Regions from separate parts of the Homo sapiens genome. Here region 2 is linked to region 1. A link is a loop called in an ENCODE intact Hi-C map of the cell type or tissue named here. Cell type or tissue: ovary. All regions are shown on one strand. Each heading gives the region's core, and the rest is flanking DNA. Links, peaks and the distances in the headings are about the cores only.

Region 1 (8,258 bases), core at 1,813-6,812:
GCAAGTGAACTGGAACTCTCGTTCACTGCTGGTGGAGTGTAAAGATGTACAACTGCTTTGTGAAACTGGCAGAATTTACAAAAGTGAACGTACACATACTCCATGGCCCAGTAATCCCATACGGAGGTTTAAACCCAATAGAAATGAGTGGTGATATGCCCCAGAAGGTATGTATAACACAAAAATGTTCTTAGCGGCATTATTTGTACCAACCAAAAACTGGAAACAACTCACATGTCCATTAACAGTAGAATAACTAATTTGTGGTATAGCCGTATAATGAATTCTATTTGGCAATGAGAATGAGCAATCTACCAGTGCACGCAGCCTGGATGAGTCTCACAGACATGAGGTTGAGAGAAAGAAGCCACACACACAAAAAGAGGACATGCCATGTGATTCCATTTATGTAAATCACAAAAATAGGCAATATTGGCTGGGTGCGGTGGCTCATGCCTGTAATCCCAGCACTTTGGGAGGCCGAGGCAAAAGGATCACTTGAGGTCAGAAGTTCAAGACCAGCCTGGCCAACATGGGGAAATCCTGTCTCTACTAAAAATACAAAAATTAGCCAGGAGTGGTGGCATGTGCCTGTAGTCCCAGCTACTCTGGAGGCTGAGGCACAAGAATCACTTCAACCCGGGTGGCAGAGGCTTCAGTGAGCTGGGATCACACCACTGCACTCCAGCGTGGGCGACAGAGTGAGACTCTGCCTCAAAAAAAAAAAAAAAAAGGTAACATTAATCCATGCTGACAGGAGTCAGGATAGTGATTTCCTTCAAGAGATGGCTAGAGAATGGAATGGGACATGCGGGGGGCTCCTTGGGTACAGATGACATCTTTGATCTGGGTGCTGGGTGTTCGGGGGCCGTGTGAAAGAACACTCACTCTCTCTCCTGGTCTTCCTCCCCATGCTCCTGCACCACCCCCAAGCCAGAACTCTCTCCCTAGGCAGCTGGAAGATTCCAACAGCAGCCTCCAGACCATGTCAAGGTTCTTAGACAACTTTCTCCAGCTGAAAGCCACCCCAAGCACTCCTGGGACCCTCATCAGTGCCCTCACTTCATCCCCCTTCCTGCTTCACCCGCTACTCCGCCTCCAGTGGCCCTGCTGCTCTCCTTCCCAGCCAGCATCCTCTCTTTAAAGCCTCCTAATGGTCTCTGCCCCACTTGGACTCCCTCCCACCCGCTCCTCTCCCCACTGCAGATCCAGAGAGGCATTTCCTTTCATCCAGTCCCTCAAACACTTCAGCACATCTGGTTGGCACACTCTCTGGCCCCTCTCCCCCAGACTCCTTCTCCAGACAACTCTTCTCCTCCTTCAGACCTCAGTTTAAACATCATTCCATCAGAAAAGGCTTTCCCAACCCCATTATACCCACCCAGAGCTTCTCCCTCAGTGTCACTCAGGGCACTTGTCATTATTTCATAGATGCATATCTTCCCACTAAGCTCTATGGAGACAGCATTGTTGTACCCACTGTCTGGCACACAGTAGGTGCTCTCTAAGTCCCTTTGAATGGTCAAATGAATGAATGACTTACGTGGCTATGTCCACAGTTATTACTGTCTCCTCTGGCGTGTGACTCTCATGAAGCCTTCTCCCTTTCCAAACCACATTCTAGGAAGGATATTTTTTGGCTGATCTACTGAGTGTGACTACTTGTCTCCCCCAAAACCAAGCATTTCAGAACAAAGTTTACCAGACTTCTCATAGCCTTGAATTAACCTTCATTACTCAAGACTATTTTAATTACAAGTAACAGAAACAAGCTCTAAAAAGAAAAGTTTTTTGACTCATATGCATGAATCTGCTTTGATTTCAGGCAAGGCTGGCTGCAGAGAATCAAGGCATGACATCAGGTCTTAATCTCTCTCTCTCCACCTCTCGACCAGCCTAATCCTCAGAGGGAGTCTCTTCCCTCATGGAGGCATAACAACTACCAGCAGCTCTAGGCTGGTCTCCTATCCTCTCATCAACCCCAGCAGAAAGAGGGCCTCTCTTCCCAATGGTTCCAACAAAAGTCCCAGGGCTTGAATTCATTGGCCAAGCTTGAGTCACATGTCTATCCAGAATCAGTGGAATCCTCTGATTGACCAGGCCTAGTCACGTGCCTACTTACGGGCATACAGACCCGCCATGTTAGCTCACTTGGCAAGAGCCCCTGGTATGAGTTGTAATAACAGCAGCCACCTTTATTCCATGCTTTGTATGGCCCAGACCTTACACTTGGTCCTACATCTGTGCTTCTGTTTCATTTTCACAGGGACAGTATTATGATCTCCATCTTAAAGAAAAAGAAATGGGAGTTCTGGGCAGGAAGTAACTTTCCCAAGGAAATGGGGGTTAGGGGAGGGTTAGGATAAAAACCTGACTCCTAAGTCCATAGCTTTGGCCACATATCCCAGCCTCCTCCTGCCTCCCTGATCCCATCCCCCATCCCCAACCTGTGCCCCGGCCCACTAGACTCTGCTATCGCCCAGGACTCAGCACCTACTAAACACCAGGAGAGCCCTACAGGAGACTCTGCTGAATGAGAACGGGCCCGTCCTCCATCTGCCCAGATGCCCAAGTCTCCTGCTCAAACAAGCAGGTTGGAGACTGACGGGAGCAAGGCTCAGCCTTGACCCTTCCCCATTCTGGTGCTCCTGTCCCCTTCATGTCCCAGGGCCAGCTGCCAAGGCTGGGGAAGAAGGTGCGATGAGTCCTGATGGGGCAGCTGAGGGGCTCCTAGGCTGCCTGGTCTGAGCAGGGACCAGCCTCCTTGGGAGGTCAGGTCTCTGTGACCCTGGAAGGTGAGTTGGCTCCCACCACTCCCACAGAGGAATGAAGAAAAGGAGTTGAGCCCAGTGCCAATTCAAGGACAAGACAGGATTAGATTCATGCCTTACGTGGATTGTCCTTTGCAAATCCTTGGTCAAACTGGGATATTCCCCACACCCCCTTTTTGCACCCTTCCTCAAATTAAGTCCCAGAAACAAGGTTCTGTCTCCAGCCATGCCTGTGGGTTTGTCCTTTAGTAATAATAAGAACAACAGTGGCTCCCTCTTAAATTGCAACAGCTCTGGACCAGGATGACAGCCAATGAAAAAGTCCATAGATGTAGTGGTTAGGAGCATGAACCATGCAGCCAGATGGTCTGGGTTCAAATCCTGACTCTGCCACTCACCAGCTGCAGGACCTTGGAGAGCTACCTAACCTCTCTGAGTCTCGATTTCCTCATCTGTGAAATGGGGCCTGAATAGTACCAAGAATAGTCATGAGGCTTAAACGAGTTTGCACATGTGAAGTGTTAGAACAGGGCATGGCATACAGTAAGTGCTCAAGGAGCGCTCACCCCTAAGGGTTTTAAGTCCTGTCCTCTGGAACGAGAAAGGATCCCTTTTTGTTACCAGGAGACTGAGGCCTGAGGGACATGGCCACCTCCAAGATGGCACAGGTAGCTCAATCTCTCAATAGCCATATACGAGGGCCTCCTGAGTGTCAGGGCCCATGCTGGATACTGGAGCACCACGCTGCACCAGAACTCATCCCAGAAGTGCTCAACCAGTTGGGACTCAGTGGAAGAACCCAGGTCTCTGAGTTGGAAGCTGGGACCACAGCCCAGCTGGCCCTGGTGATACGGAAGCTGCAGTCCGAGGTCGAGCATTTTTGGTATTCCAATTACTCTCCAGCCAAGCTCAGCTCTGCAAGCTCATGGGACCCAGCCAGCAAATCCTCTGTGCAACGCACACCTTGGCAAGCACCTGCCGAGCGCCCAGCACTCAAGGAAGAAGCCAAGGTGCTGTGCCATGATCCCACCTTTAAGGAAGTCCTCTGTCCTCCACATCCCTCCTGGCTCCTTCCCCAAGACAATGGAAGCAAGATAACACCCACGAAAGCCCCAGGCCAAGGTGGGCGCACAGTAGGCACTTTGTCAATTGTCATCCATTTACCGTGAGGAACACCTCACTGGACAAGTGCAAAGATCTGACTTTATCTGTGCAGAGGAAAATATGCTCAGAATAGGACAGGGCCACAGATAACTCAGCATGCCTGACACTGACCAATCAGTGGCCTCTCTCCACGATACCTGCTGTCTCACCTTCCTGGCTGTGTGCTCTGATGGGACAGACTCTGAAATGGGATCCAGGCACTTGGGCTAGAGTCTTGGCTTTGCTGGTAAATCCATTTGAGACCTTAGACCTCCTGTCCCTGTGGGTAAAACAAGAGATTTAGACTGTTTGTGAGCTCTTACAGCCACTGGGTCTCCAGTCCACATTCACTGGGGCCATTCTCACTCTGTGCCAGGCCCTGGGCTCTATCCCACCATGCTGGAGGGGAGCTCCTGTGCTGGGGACACATGGAGCAGAGTCACTGGGTCAATCCTGGAGGACCTGCTGGAGGAGGTGATACCTGGACTGAGTCTTACAGGATGAATAGGAGTCGAGTGGGTGAAAGAATGAGGATTCCACCTCGTAGCACTGAGCAGTCGCAGTGGACCAGTGTGACTTAGAGAAAGCACTGTGGCAATTTGTGAAGGAAGAACTGGAGGGGGTGCCTGGAGTCCAGGGTTAGGGGCAGGCAGAGGGATCCTGATAGACTCTGAAGGTCATTACAGAATAATGTTCTGTCCAGAATGTTCTGGACTGAAGGCTGGGGAGTCCTCAGGCGGTAGCTGGTAGCTGAGGCCATGGTAGACAAGACTGTCAAGAAAGAGCATGTGGGGAGAGGCATAGGCAGCAGGGAAGGGAAGGAGGAGAGTGAGCGCCAGAGCAGAGAGTGGAGGCGCAGAGCAGGCACAGCTCCTGAGGCCACACACAGGAAGACAAGGATCCAGAAGGTCTGGCCACCGCATATCCCCCCTTAGCACAGCCTGGACACAAGGCAGGTGCTCAACAAATGTTCGGGTTTTTAAAAATCCTTTAAATGGAAAGATTAAGAAAACCCAGGAGAGGCCGGGCATGGTGGCTCATGCCTGTAATCCCAGCACTTTAGGAGGCTGAGGTGGGGAGATCACTTGAGGTCAGGAGTTCAAGACTATCCTGGCCAACACGGCGAAACCCCGTCTCTACTAAAAATACAAAAATTAGTCGGGCATGGTGGCGCATGCCTGTAGTCCCAGCTACTCAGGAGGCTGAGGCAGAAGAATCACTGGAACCTGGGAGGCGGAAGTTGCAGTGAGCCGAGATCGCACCACTGCACTCCAGCCTGGGTGATGGAGCAAGACTCCGTCTCAAAAAAAAAAAAAAGAAGGAAAACCCAGGAGAGGTGGAGGAAAGTAAAGCCTAGGAGAAAAGCGGACTGTGAGGAGGAGGGGCAACCCCCAGCATCAAGGCTACTAAGAGGTCAGAACCACTGGGTTCTGCTCACAGAGGTCCTGGTCACCGTGGAAGGATGCGGGATGGGGAGACGGACCTCAGGACTAAGGGGCGACTGGCAAGTGCAGACATGGAAAGAGTGAGTGCGGAAAACTCTAGACCTTTTGATGAAAAATAGACAAGGAAGAGGAAGGAGAATGGAGTGGAAGAGAAGGGGCTGGAGGAAGGGGAGGGGAGAGGGAAAGGAGAGGCAGAGGAAGAACAGTGGCTAGAAGGGCAATGTGAGCCAGGGAAGGATTTAAACCCTAAACTGGGTATGTGGTGAGTGATCTCAGGTGAGTCAAGTCACCTGCTGAGCCTCATTTTCCCAAGCGTAAAATGAAGGGAAATAGCCCCCACCTGAAAAGTTACTGGGAGCATCCAGCGTTACCTATACAAAGCATCTAGCACAGTGCCTGGCAGGCCACAGGTCCCCAGAGAATGTGTCCTTGTCATCCTCTCGCCAGAGCCCTATGCCACCTCAAGAGTAGCAGGACACTCATTATCAAAGCATTATCCCCATTTTACACATGAAAAACTGAGTCACAGACTTGTCTCTACCTTCTCAGCCCCGCCACCCCCCACCCCAAACACACAGGGCAGCATCTGTTCCTCACTGGTGTGGGAAAGGTGAATGTGGCCCAGGGCCTGGCATGAGAAACATTTGTTGATTGAATGAATGAGACAGCCAGGCACAGTGGCTCACACCTGTGATCCCAGCACTTTGGGAGGCCAAGATGGGAAGATCACCTGAGCCCAGGAGTTTGAGACTAGCCTGGGCAACATAACGAGAACCCCGACTCTACAAAAAAATAAATAAATAAAAATTAGCCAGGTGAGGCCAGGCATGGTGGTTCACGCCTGTAATCCCAGAACTTTGGGAAGCCAAGGGCAGGTTGATCACTTGAGGTCAAGAGTTGGAGACCAGCCTGGCCAACATGGTGAAACTCCATCTCTACTAAAAATACAAAAAAATGTAACTGGGCGTGGTGGCACATGCCTGTAGTCCCAGCTACTCAGGTGGCTGGGACAGGAGAATCACTTGAACCCGGGAGGGGGAGGGTGCAGTGAGCCAAGATGCACCCCTGCACTCCAGCCTGGGCAACAGAGCAAGACTCCATCTCAAAAAGAGAAAAAAATTAGCCAAGTGTGGTGGAGCGTGTCTGTAGTCCCAGCTACTCAGAAGGCTGAGGCGGGAGAATCACTTGAGCTGGGGAAGTTGAAGCTGCAGTGAGCCATGATTACCCCACTGCACTCCAAGCCTGGGTGACAGAACAAGACCTTGTCTCCAAAAAAAAGAACGAATGGGACAGACATAGAAACCAGGGAAAGCCTGCCCTGGCCTGGTGGCCACAGCGTCGCAAAATAAAAAGAGCCTGGAAGGTAATCAGTCAGAGCCAGGAATTTGGGTCTTGGAGGCCCATCAGAGTCAGCCATATGAGCCACAGGAAACACCTGGTTCAGGGATTCTCACACTGGAGTGTCTGGTTAGGTTCACCCGGAGAACTTGTGTCCTGGGCCCCACCCTAGACCCACTGAATCAAGTATAAGGGGGCAGGAGTCCAGGAATCTGCACTTTCTACCCGGCACTCAGGTGTTGCTGATGCCAGTGGCCTGTGGGTCATGCCCCTATTTTATAGAGAAGAGGACCACCTATGAGATCACATGGCAAAGCCCTACAGGGCCTGACCGATCACCTGGGGATCCAGGCTGCAAGCCACTGTCACTTCTGGTGCCTGCAGGTGCCCTGGGAGTGGTAGGCAAGGAAAGGAACCACAGCAGGGAAGAAAGATGAGAAAAGGCAGGATAATGGCTCCCATCTAATACACACCAGTACTAGGTGCCTATGTTCACGTCATCAGCCCCCCTTCAAAACTATATGGTGAGTTTTATTATTACGTCCATTTTTCAGGTGAGGTGAATAGTGTTCAAGAGGTAAAGCGGATTGCCAAAAACCTCACCACTGGTAGGTGGCAGGATGTGAAACCTGGTCTGTCTGGGGTGCTAGAGCTGACTTCCTTAACCACCTGGCACACTGCTTCCCGGAGAAGCAAGGAGAAGAGGAAGAAGGAGGAGAGGAGAGAAAAGGAGAGGGCCCCAGTGGAGGGAGGAGGTGGGGCCTGCATGGAGAGGGGACGGTGTGCCCTCATTGCCCACCCAGGTGGCTGAGCCAGGCTGGCTGCTCAGGGCGGAGAGTGCCTGCCTGTCCCGGTGCCCTGCGGTTGCCATGCCGACCCCCAGGCTGTGTTTGCGGATGTTGTATTTGATTTCACACGTTTGGAACTCCGATTACGTCATTTCGCAACACAGGGTTGCCATGACAGCCGGCCCCATGTTCCCTGGGTAGCTCACACCTTGGGGGAAAGGGAGGGGCCCGGGCCTCTCCCCCAACCAAACCTCAACCCTGAGCCCCCTCGGGGAGAGAGGCCAGGAATGTGGGGTTGGGAAGCACCTTGGGATCAATCAACGTCTACATTTGGGGAAACCAAGGTCTGGGTGGTGAGCCAGCTCCCCAGGCAACGCACCGCCTGTTGATGGAGGCTTTGCACACCTGGCTGCACACGGCTGAGGGCCTGACAACTGGCACCCAGCGACCAGCCTGGCCATCTGCCCTGACTGGCTCTCTGGGGCCTCAAAGTAGCTGCTGTCCTGGTCCATATGTGACTTTCCACAAACTCACAAGTGTCTGGGCCAGTGTGGGGGCGGGCTGGTTGGCTGAGAACACCAGCTTTGGCGTCAGACTTAGGTGCAAATGGTGGCCTCACACTAACCAAGCGTGCACCCTGGAACCTCGCTGAGCTTCCGCTTCCACATCTGAAAATGATGATGAAGGTACTTATCCCTTCAGGTGGCTGGGAAGAGTCACCTTAGCACACAGCGACCTAGCACAAAGTAGATACAATCAATAGTGAGAGTTGG
Region 2 (8,258 bases), core at 1,228-6,227, 78 kb after region 1:
GACAGAGCACACTCTGGCCAGGTGCCCTGGCTGCCCCAAAAAGGCAGCCACTGTTCCCAAGCCTTGGGCCAGTCGGGAAGAGGAAGTTGGACACAAGGAGCCATGTATTCCAATTCAGCACACACCCCACCTCCTCGTGCCACCTGTGAGGAAGAAGGCCCCATGCAAGCTTGTGCCACCTTGGCCAGTCCAACAACTGAGACCAGCAAGGGCTGGGCCCTCTGGTCAGGGCCCAAGGATTACAGGCTCAATGCTGGACAGGGAAAGGCCAGAGGCAACTCAGACCTGGCCCCTGCCCTCAAGGAGCTCAGTCAAGCCAGAGAACAGATTGTGTGTATGACCTTGGAGCAGTGCCAGTCTCTAGCCCCACCAGCACCCCAAGACTTGGGAAGGCTAAGGTAGAACCCTCAAAACAAAGAAGGGAAAGGGGGACCCAGGAGAAGGAACTGAGGCCCAGAAACTGATCACTGTGAAAGATGGTGCAAAAGCCAGTGGAAAGGACCCAGGACAGGTTTTGTCAGACTGGTCCTGGACCAGGCAGTGGCTCCTCTGGGCTTAATTAGCTCAATTCGGCAGCCACTGGGAGAACCCAGACCCCAGGCATGGCGCTTCTCATGTAGCCCCGCTTCTTTTAATTTTTGAGGCAAAGTCTCCCTCTGTCACCCAGGCTAGAGTACAGTGGCACAATAATGGCTCACCGCAATCTCTGCCTCGTGGGTTCAGGCAATTCTCCTGCCTCAGCCTCCCAAGCGGCTGGGATTCCCGGCGCCTGCCACCACACCCAGCTAATTTTTGTATTTTAGTAGAGACAGGGTTTCACCATGTTGGTCAGGCCGGTCTCGAACTCCTGACCTCAAGTAATCCACCCGCCTCAGCCTTCCAAAGTGCTGGGATTACAGGCGTGAGCCACCGCACCCAGCCTAGCCCCCCTTCTTGATTCCAGACCAACTCCACCTTCATCAGCTCTGATCCCCCTTTTGAGCCAAAGCCTCCATCCTCAATTTGGTTCCTCACCTACCCAAGGACTCCCTTTTTTTCTTAAGTCCTCACAGGCCTCCTGCCAGATATAAGGGTCAACAATGGACTTTGTAGCGACATCAGGAACAGTTGCCTCCTTGAAGCTTCTACTTGAGAAAGCAACAGACATGGCCTCCCTGAGAGAGTGATGCAGGACACTACTAATTATCAATACTCAACACCACACCATTTACTGAGCAACTCACTGACCGTGGGTCAGGCCTGCACTAAAGCACCATTTACTAGCATTATCCCATGTCACGTTCATAGGCAAGCAAGTGAACACAAACATTTCCTGTCAGATAAACCAACCAAGAGGCAGGTGTAGGCTTCATCGCTATTTTACGGGTGAGACTGAGACCTACAGAAGGGAAGAGACTTGCCCAAGGCCGGAACCTAAGGCTTCAGCCTGCTGGTCAGGATGGAATATGTTATCAGAGCCCCTCCTCAGTCCCACAGACCCTCCACTTCCCTCACTCCACTACTGGCGTAGACCTACCCTTGGTGCTTCCTGGCCAGAGGGCTTCAGAGCCTTGAGCCTACCCCTCCTCCCCATACAGGAGCATGAAATCTGTCTCTGGCTGGGCTAAGCTGAACTCTGTCACTCTGCTGGAGAATTACACATCGCTCTACAGTTTTCTCTTTAAGGCAGGGGATGAGGAAGCCTGGAGTCACATTGCTAGAGCTGACAAAGCCATAGCTGGAAACAGCAGCCCTCCCCCCACCCCTTTCCCTGGCTGGCGTGGCAGAAGAACTTCAGGCCCAGCTCCAGGCCTGTCAGATTGGCTGTCAGGTGCCTGCCTGCAGCAGGAAGGGGCTGACAATCCAGTCCAAACCCCTTTTGGGCTGCTCCCACACCTGGCTCTAGAGCATCTCGCCTGAACCAAGGTATAGATGAGTTGACGAGTCCTTTTCCCTTCAGTTCAGCCAAACAGGGAGGTATTTTTCAAAAACATCTTTTACTAGGAAATTGAAAGAAAACAAACAGATCGTAAGTACACAGAAACAAGCAGATTCCTAAGCAGGACTTTAACCAGCACCTAACCAGAGCTCTATAGATGCTTGCTTCTCCCTTCTTTCCTCATGAAGCCTCTTTCTAGGCATCAGAAGACCTGGGGTCTCATTCCTCATTGCTGGCAGCCTGAGGAATCTGAAGCAAGTTCATAAACCTCTCAACCTCATCTGTAAAGTAGAGATGAAGATACCGCAGGGCCAGGACTGGACCCAGTTCTAATTCTAAAGCCTCCACTCTACACAGGCTTCCTGACCTCACACTTCCACCATTACGGTTGCTGGAGGCCCAAGTGAAACACTGTATGGAGAAGTGCTATATGGACTGGGAAGGGCTATCAGGGATGCTGACGGTAGTCACTGGCCAGAACACTGGCTCTTTCCTTAAGAGTGAGGGAAGTATATACTGGGCATGTGGAGAATGGCATTCCAAGCTCCTGGTCTCATCAGGTTTAGGTGACACTAGAATTTGCTTGCTGGATCTCTCTTCTCCCATCTCTCCTCCTCCTTCCTTCCAGCACCTCCTGCAACCTGGGCCTCCTCCCCCATCCCCTTCTTGGACAGCAGCTAGAGCCACCTGGGAAGCTTCAAGAATGGCTGATGGTTATCGCAGCCAGGACAGGGCGAGCTGCTGCCCCTCTGATTCATCATAGAGCTGGAGTGGATCCAGAGAAGTGACCAAGAGGATCCAGGGCTGCTGCTATGAATTCAGACAGCTTCAACTGGGAAAGAGGGAGGCTGAGAGGAGCGGCTCAATCCCTCAAATCAGAAGGGTGTGAGGAGAGGGGACTTGAGACTTGCTCTCCAAAACAACAGGCAATAGTGTGGTGGGAAAAGCCTGAGAGCTGAAGTTGCACAGCTTCCCCATCTGTCCCATCTCAAAGGACTCCTGTGAGAACTGAACCATAATGCAGGTCGGCATCCAATGAATAGTTGCTCCCCCATTCCCTTCACTTCTGACCTGGGACACACACACTCACCCTTCCCACCTGGGCAAGTAAGCACAGCCAGATGCTTACTTTACACATCCTGACCCTCTCATCTCAGAATCTAGGATACACTCAATATGGGTGTGATTCCTGCTCCCCAAGCTGCTCAGGTACCCATTTCCAACCACAGCAGGCTTCGGTTTAATAGGGGGACCCCCAGTATGGCAAGGGGAAAGGCAGGTTACTCCCCTCCACTGTGCCCTCAAGGGTCACAGCTCTGTACAGCTCACCCAGTGAAGCAGCCACTTGCTGGCAAGCAAGAGATTCTCAACCTTTAACCTATGTCCCCTGCCTTTGAGAGACAAACCCCTGCCTTGTTAAATCTGTCATTTCTTTTTGTTTTTTTTTTTTGAGACGGAGTCTCACTCTGTTACCCAGGCTGGAGTGCAGTGGCCCGATCTCGGCTCACTGCAAGCTCCGCCTCCCAGGTTCACGCCATTCTCCTGCCTCAGCCTCCCGAGTAGCTGGGACTACAGGCACCTGCCACCACACCCGGCTAATTTTTTTGTGTGTTTTTAGTAGAGACAGGGTTTCACCATGCTAGCCAGGATGGTCTTGATCTCCTGACTTTGTGATCCGCCCACCTCGGCCTCCCAAAGTGCTGGGACTACAGGCGTGAGCCACCACGCCCGGCCTAATCTGTCATTTCAAAATAAATCTTGTGACTAAAAACAAATCAACACAATAGTGATTTTAAAATAAGCATTTCCTTTTTGTTGTTTTTTTTCTATTATTCTCATCTGATAAAATAAGCATTTCAAATTCTACACATCATTTGTCTACCAGCTATTCTATTACTGCCCCCAAGGGGAGCTGGTAGTACAAGTTCTGGAGTCAAAAGTTCAAGGCTGGCTGGCTTGTTCAAGTTCAAGGCACGGTGGCTCATGCCTGTAGTCCCAGCACTTTGGGAGGCCGAGGCAGGAGGATCACGAGCTCTGGAGTTTGAGACCAACCTGGCCAACATGGTGAAACCCCGTCTCTACTAAAAATACAAAAAAATTAGCCAGGCATGGTGGCACAGGCCTATAATCCCAGCTACTCAGGAGGCTGAGGCAGGAGAATCGCTTGAACTGGAGAAACAGAGGTTGCAGTGAGCTGAGACCACAACAATGCACTCCAGCCTAGGCAACAGGGCGAGACTCCGTCTCAAAAAAAAAAAAAAAAAAAGTTCAAGGCTACAGTGAGCTATGATTGCACCACTACACTTCAGCCTGGGTGACAGAGTGAGAATCTGTCTTTATAATTTTTTTTTTTTAATTTTACTGTAGAGACAGTGTTTCACCATGTTGCCAGGATGGCCTAACAGGTGTTAGCCATCATGCCCAGCCACACCTTACCACTTTTCTATAGAAATAAATACTGAACACCACTTTTCTTTTAACTGCCAGTTGACTAATTTCAGCTTAAGTAAACTAATAATTTAGTTATTGACATGTAAGGGACTTAATGTCAACTCTATTCTAGACATTTTTACATTTTCTGTAAGGCAGTTAGCCACAACAGCCCACCAATAGCACCAGCTGGATCTCAGTTACAAGAAAAAACAGCTCAGAACATTCTCAAAAATAATTTTTTTTTAAGTTGTGGAGTCAAATAACCCCAGCTCTACCATGGACTGGCTGTGAACCTTGGGCAAGTCATTAACTTGTTTCCTCAGTTATAAACTGGGAATGAAAAGAGTAGCCGTCTCACAGAGCTATCATGAAGATACAGCATGTAAAACCCTTAGCACATGGCTGGTCACACAGCCAGGGCTCAGTCATTAGCTATTACGGCTTTTAACATCAGAGAATGTTCCTGCCCCCACTTCCAATCCTGAGAATGCTGAGCCAGTAGATGTTTAAGAGTAGGCTCCCCAAGACTTCAGTTGGGCAGAGGACACACTTTAAAGAAAAAAGGGACTGATGCTCCTTTGACAGACCTGTGCTTCCCAAGGTACAAGCCACATGGTGTCATACATACTACTGCTTACACATGCATACCCCCCCACTAAACTGTGAGCACTCTCTGGGTGGGATCTGGAACTTCTATTTCATATCGAGGGTGGGAAGGATGCACTGAAGATCAAATGAACTGAGACATCCATGTTAGGGGAGAAAACATAACCATCTACTGACCATCAGAGAGGTGCAAGATAGACCGACTCACTGATGAACGGCCACACAAGAGTGGGCTCCAGCCCTTTTCCAAAATGCTACAGGTCTATGACTGTTACTCTGGACTCTTCCTTCTCCAGAATAAAGAAGTCAAGGGAACAATTAAACTATCTCTACCCATTACTATCCCTGGACTTCAAGGCCCCTTAGTGCCCCTTTCAGGGCCCCAGAGAAGAGCCTCAGCCTGGGTCCACAACCCATGGTCCCTGTGCAAGGCCTCCCTGGAGGGCCAGCCCACACGGCTTTGTTATAGATGACGGCCTGGACAGCTATCTCACCCACTGTCTTCTAGTCTCCTCATCTCCAAGTTCCTGAAGCCCCGGCCAAAGACAACAGTGTGGACTTGTTTTTTTGGGGCCCAAAGTAGAAGGCTTCTCAGCACCTGGGAGCAGCTGGAAGTTGGAACTCAGGACTCATCGCTGCTGGTCTCCCCATCCTGTGCCAAGTGCATCTGTAAACAAGCCTTCTCAGTGGTTCCCTGCAGCTGCTCCCCAAACGGGTCAAAAGGAAGAGAAACAGGCTAGAATTAGGGCAGCCCATGGCTTGCAAGTGAGAACTGAGCCAGGCAGGGCCTGGTCTGAAAGGTGGTCCCTGGATACAGCCAGGCCTGCACTGCTGGCCCTGTGCCCAAAGCCTTAGATGGGTTCAACATTGCCCATGACTGCTGCCCTATGCCAAGGTGTTGAGACCCCAAGAGCCATGGGGCCTGTGTCACACTGCTGTAGGTCCCACTGTTTTACAAGCTGGCGGGGAGAATGAGCTTGCTGGGGTGGAGATGCCTGGATGCTGGGCTGTTGTGCGTGATTCTGTTTGCTATAAAACAGCCAGACATTCCTAGGACCTGGAATCGCGCCGAGGCCATGGAGTTAGCCTTCCCAGCCATATATCTCCAGGCGGGGGACAGGCCTGAGACATCTGAGATAATAAAGACATGATTGTCTCAGCCCTGGGGCTTGTCTCCCCTTTGTCCCAGGGCCCAGCAGCCAGCAAAAAGTTTAAAGACATCCTCCCCCTTCTCCTGGGAAAATACAAATGCACCAGATTCTATAGCCCCTGGGGTGAACTTCCCAAAAACCAGGCCTCGGCCGGGATTCCTGCTCTCAGCACCCCAAAGCAGAAGGTAACTTGGAAGCACACAGTAGAGACATGAAAAGCTAGAACGTAAAGACACTCACTACATGCTGATCTCATGCACACATCTCTAATTCTCACCAACCCTACAACATAGCAATGATTTAATTTTAGGGATAATGAAACTAAAGCTTAGAGGTTAATGGATTTGTCCAAAGCCACAGCTATTAGATGGCACGAAGGGGTTTGAAACCTAGGTTTGTTTTATCCCAAAACCTGTAACTTCTCTGGTAACCTGAAAACTGCTTTTGAAAAAAATGCTCCTTCTTGGCCAGGCATGGTGGCTCACGCCTGTAATCCCAGCACTTTGGGAGGCCAACGTGGGCGGATCACAAGGTCAGGAGTTCGAGACCAGTCTGGCCAACATAGTCAAACCCCGTCTCTACTAAAAATACAAAAATCACCCGGATGTGGTGGTATGCACCTGTAATCCCAGCTACTCAGGAGGCTGAGGCAGGAGAATCGCGTGAACCCGGGAGGCAGAGGCTGCAGTGAGCTGAGATCGTGCCACTGCACTCCAGCCCAGGCGACAGTGCAAGACTCCGTCTCAAAAAAAAAAAAAAAAAAGAAAAAGAAAGTTCCTTCTTCCTTAACTTCTAGTTTCTCAACCCCAAAAAGGGTAGGAGGACTCCCTTTAACACATGAAGGGAAAAATTCGTATGATGGAGGCAAAACCCAGATTCCTTAATCTGGAACCCAAAGCAGCCACTGCCAGGCCAGTTTCCGTAAATCACTTCTACCTCAATCTGAGCAACAGCCTGTCTCAACGGTACGTGGCTTCATGGAAGGAAAACAGGGACCTGAGAGGTGCTAAGGATGAAATCCCTACATACTCCAAGGATGACTCTTACCCACTTTATGAATGAGTAGAAGGCCAGTTCTAGCTTTCCTAACCACAGAAAAGGGAGAAGAGGCACCACCCACAAAAGTAAGGTGTTTGAGTAGCGGGAACACTGGATTCAGAACCAAAAGACTCCAGTTCAATCTGTAAAATCTTGTAGAAGCTCAACTCTAAGCCAGTTTTCTCATTTGTAAAATAAACACCTGTTCTATTTGCCTCACAGGCTTTTATGAAGATGAACATGAAAGCATTTTCTCAGCAGCTTTATAAATACAATGTATTACGACCCATGCAAGCTTTTTCCCTGTTGCCTTCTTTTGCATTCCTGACTCCTCTTCTCCCTTCCTTCTGTTCATAGAACTGAACTATGTGCTCAACACCATGCTAGATAGGAGAGGCTCAAACACAAGTTAAGACAGCAGAGACATTAAGAAAATCAGGCAGTGTGAGACCAGAGCCATTTGGTTCCCAATGAACAAGAACCAGACCTGCTGAGGCCCAGGAACCGACCTCAGCCATATATTTCTGTCTAAGTTTCAGGCCTGCCCAAGACCCTCTCAGTTTAGCTGCAGGGTCTCAGGACTAGAGGTTTAGTGTCTTCCTAAGTCAGACATTCATTGCTGAACCAAGTGATCTTTTTCAAGGCTACTTCCAGCCCCAAGATCCTACCAATTTGCCCCTAACTCATCTGCTTTTTTTATCCTCAATTCACTGGCCTCTACAAACCAGGCAGCCTCAACTCAATTAGAAACACAACTGCCCTCCCTGGCAGCAAAAGGGGGCTGAGAGAAACCAAGAGCCGGAAGTCCTCCTAAATGGCCCAGGGAAAAGGTGAACCTTCCACTGACTTACCCATTCTGGGCACCTAGACTCAGAACTCTGGAAGAAGGGGGAGGTCATCTGGTATAACAGTCCCAATGGCTGCCCTCAAAAGTTCTCTGCTTGTACCTATTTCAAACAACCTAAACAGCCCTGAAATCGACCAATTTTCTCCAAGCATCATCCCACACACAGACATTTCACTATTCCCTGACAGTCTAACTTTAATTCTGCTTGTAGGGATGGAATATATCTGTCTAAAACAGAGGATGTCTTGGTCTGCAAGTTCCCCAA

Evidence for each region. Peaks named below come from ENCODE experiments on the same cell type or tissue, not always from the same donor. Only the 100,000 strongest peaks of a DNase experiment are listed, where the experiment ranks them.
Region 2: a loop joins it to region 1, with 7 times the contacts of the local background. A loop is called at or near these places in 1 of 110 quality-filtered maps.

What each region holds. Positions count from the first base shown.
Region 1 is chr1:22,184,762-22,193,019 of GRCh38, reverse strand. No RefSeq gene overlaps it. Among named protein-coding and RNA genes, the nearest start is that of WNT4, 46 kb to the right of the region's middle. In ovary, for the core only: no CTCF peak of the experiment used is centred there; no DNase peak of the experiment used is centred there.
Region 2 is chr1:22,106,213-22,114,470 of GRCh38, reverse strand. No RefSeq gene overlaps it. Among named protein-coding and RNA genes, the nearest start is that of WNT4, 33 kb to the left of the region's middle. In ovary, for the core only: no CTCF peak of the experiment used is centred there; a DNase peak (open chromatin) is centred at 5,970; H3K27ac peaks cover 1,822 bases.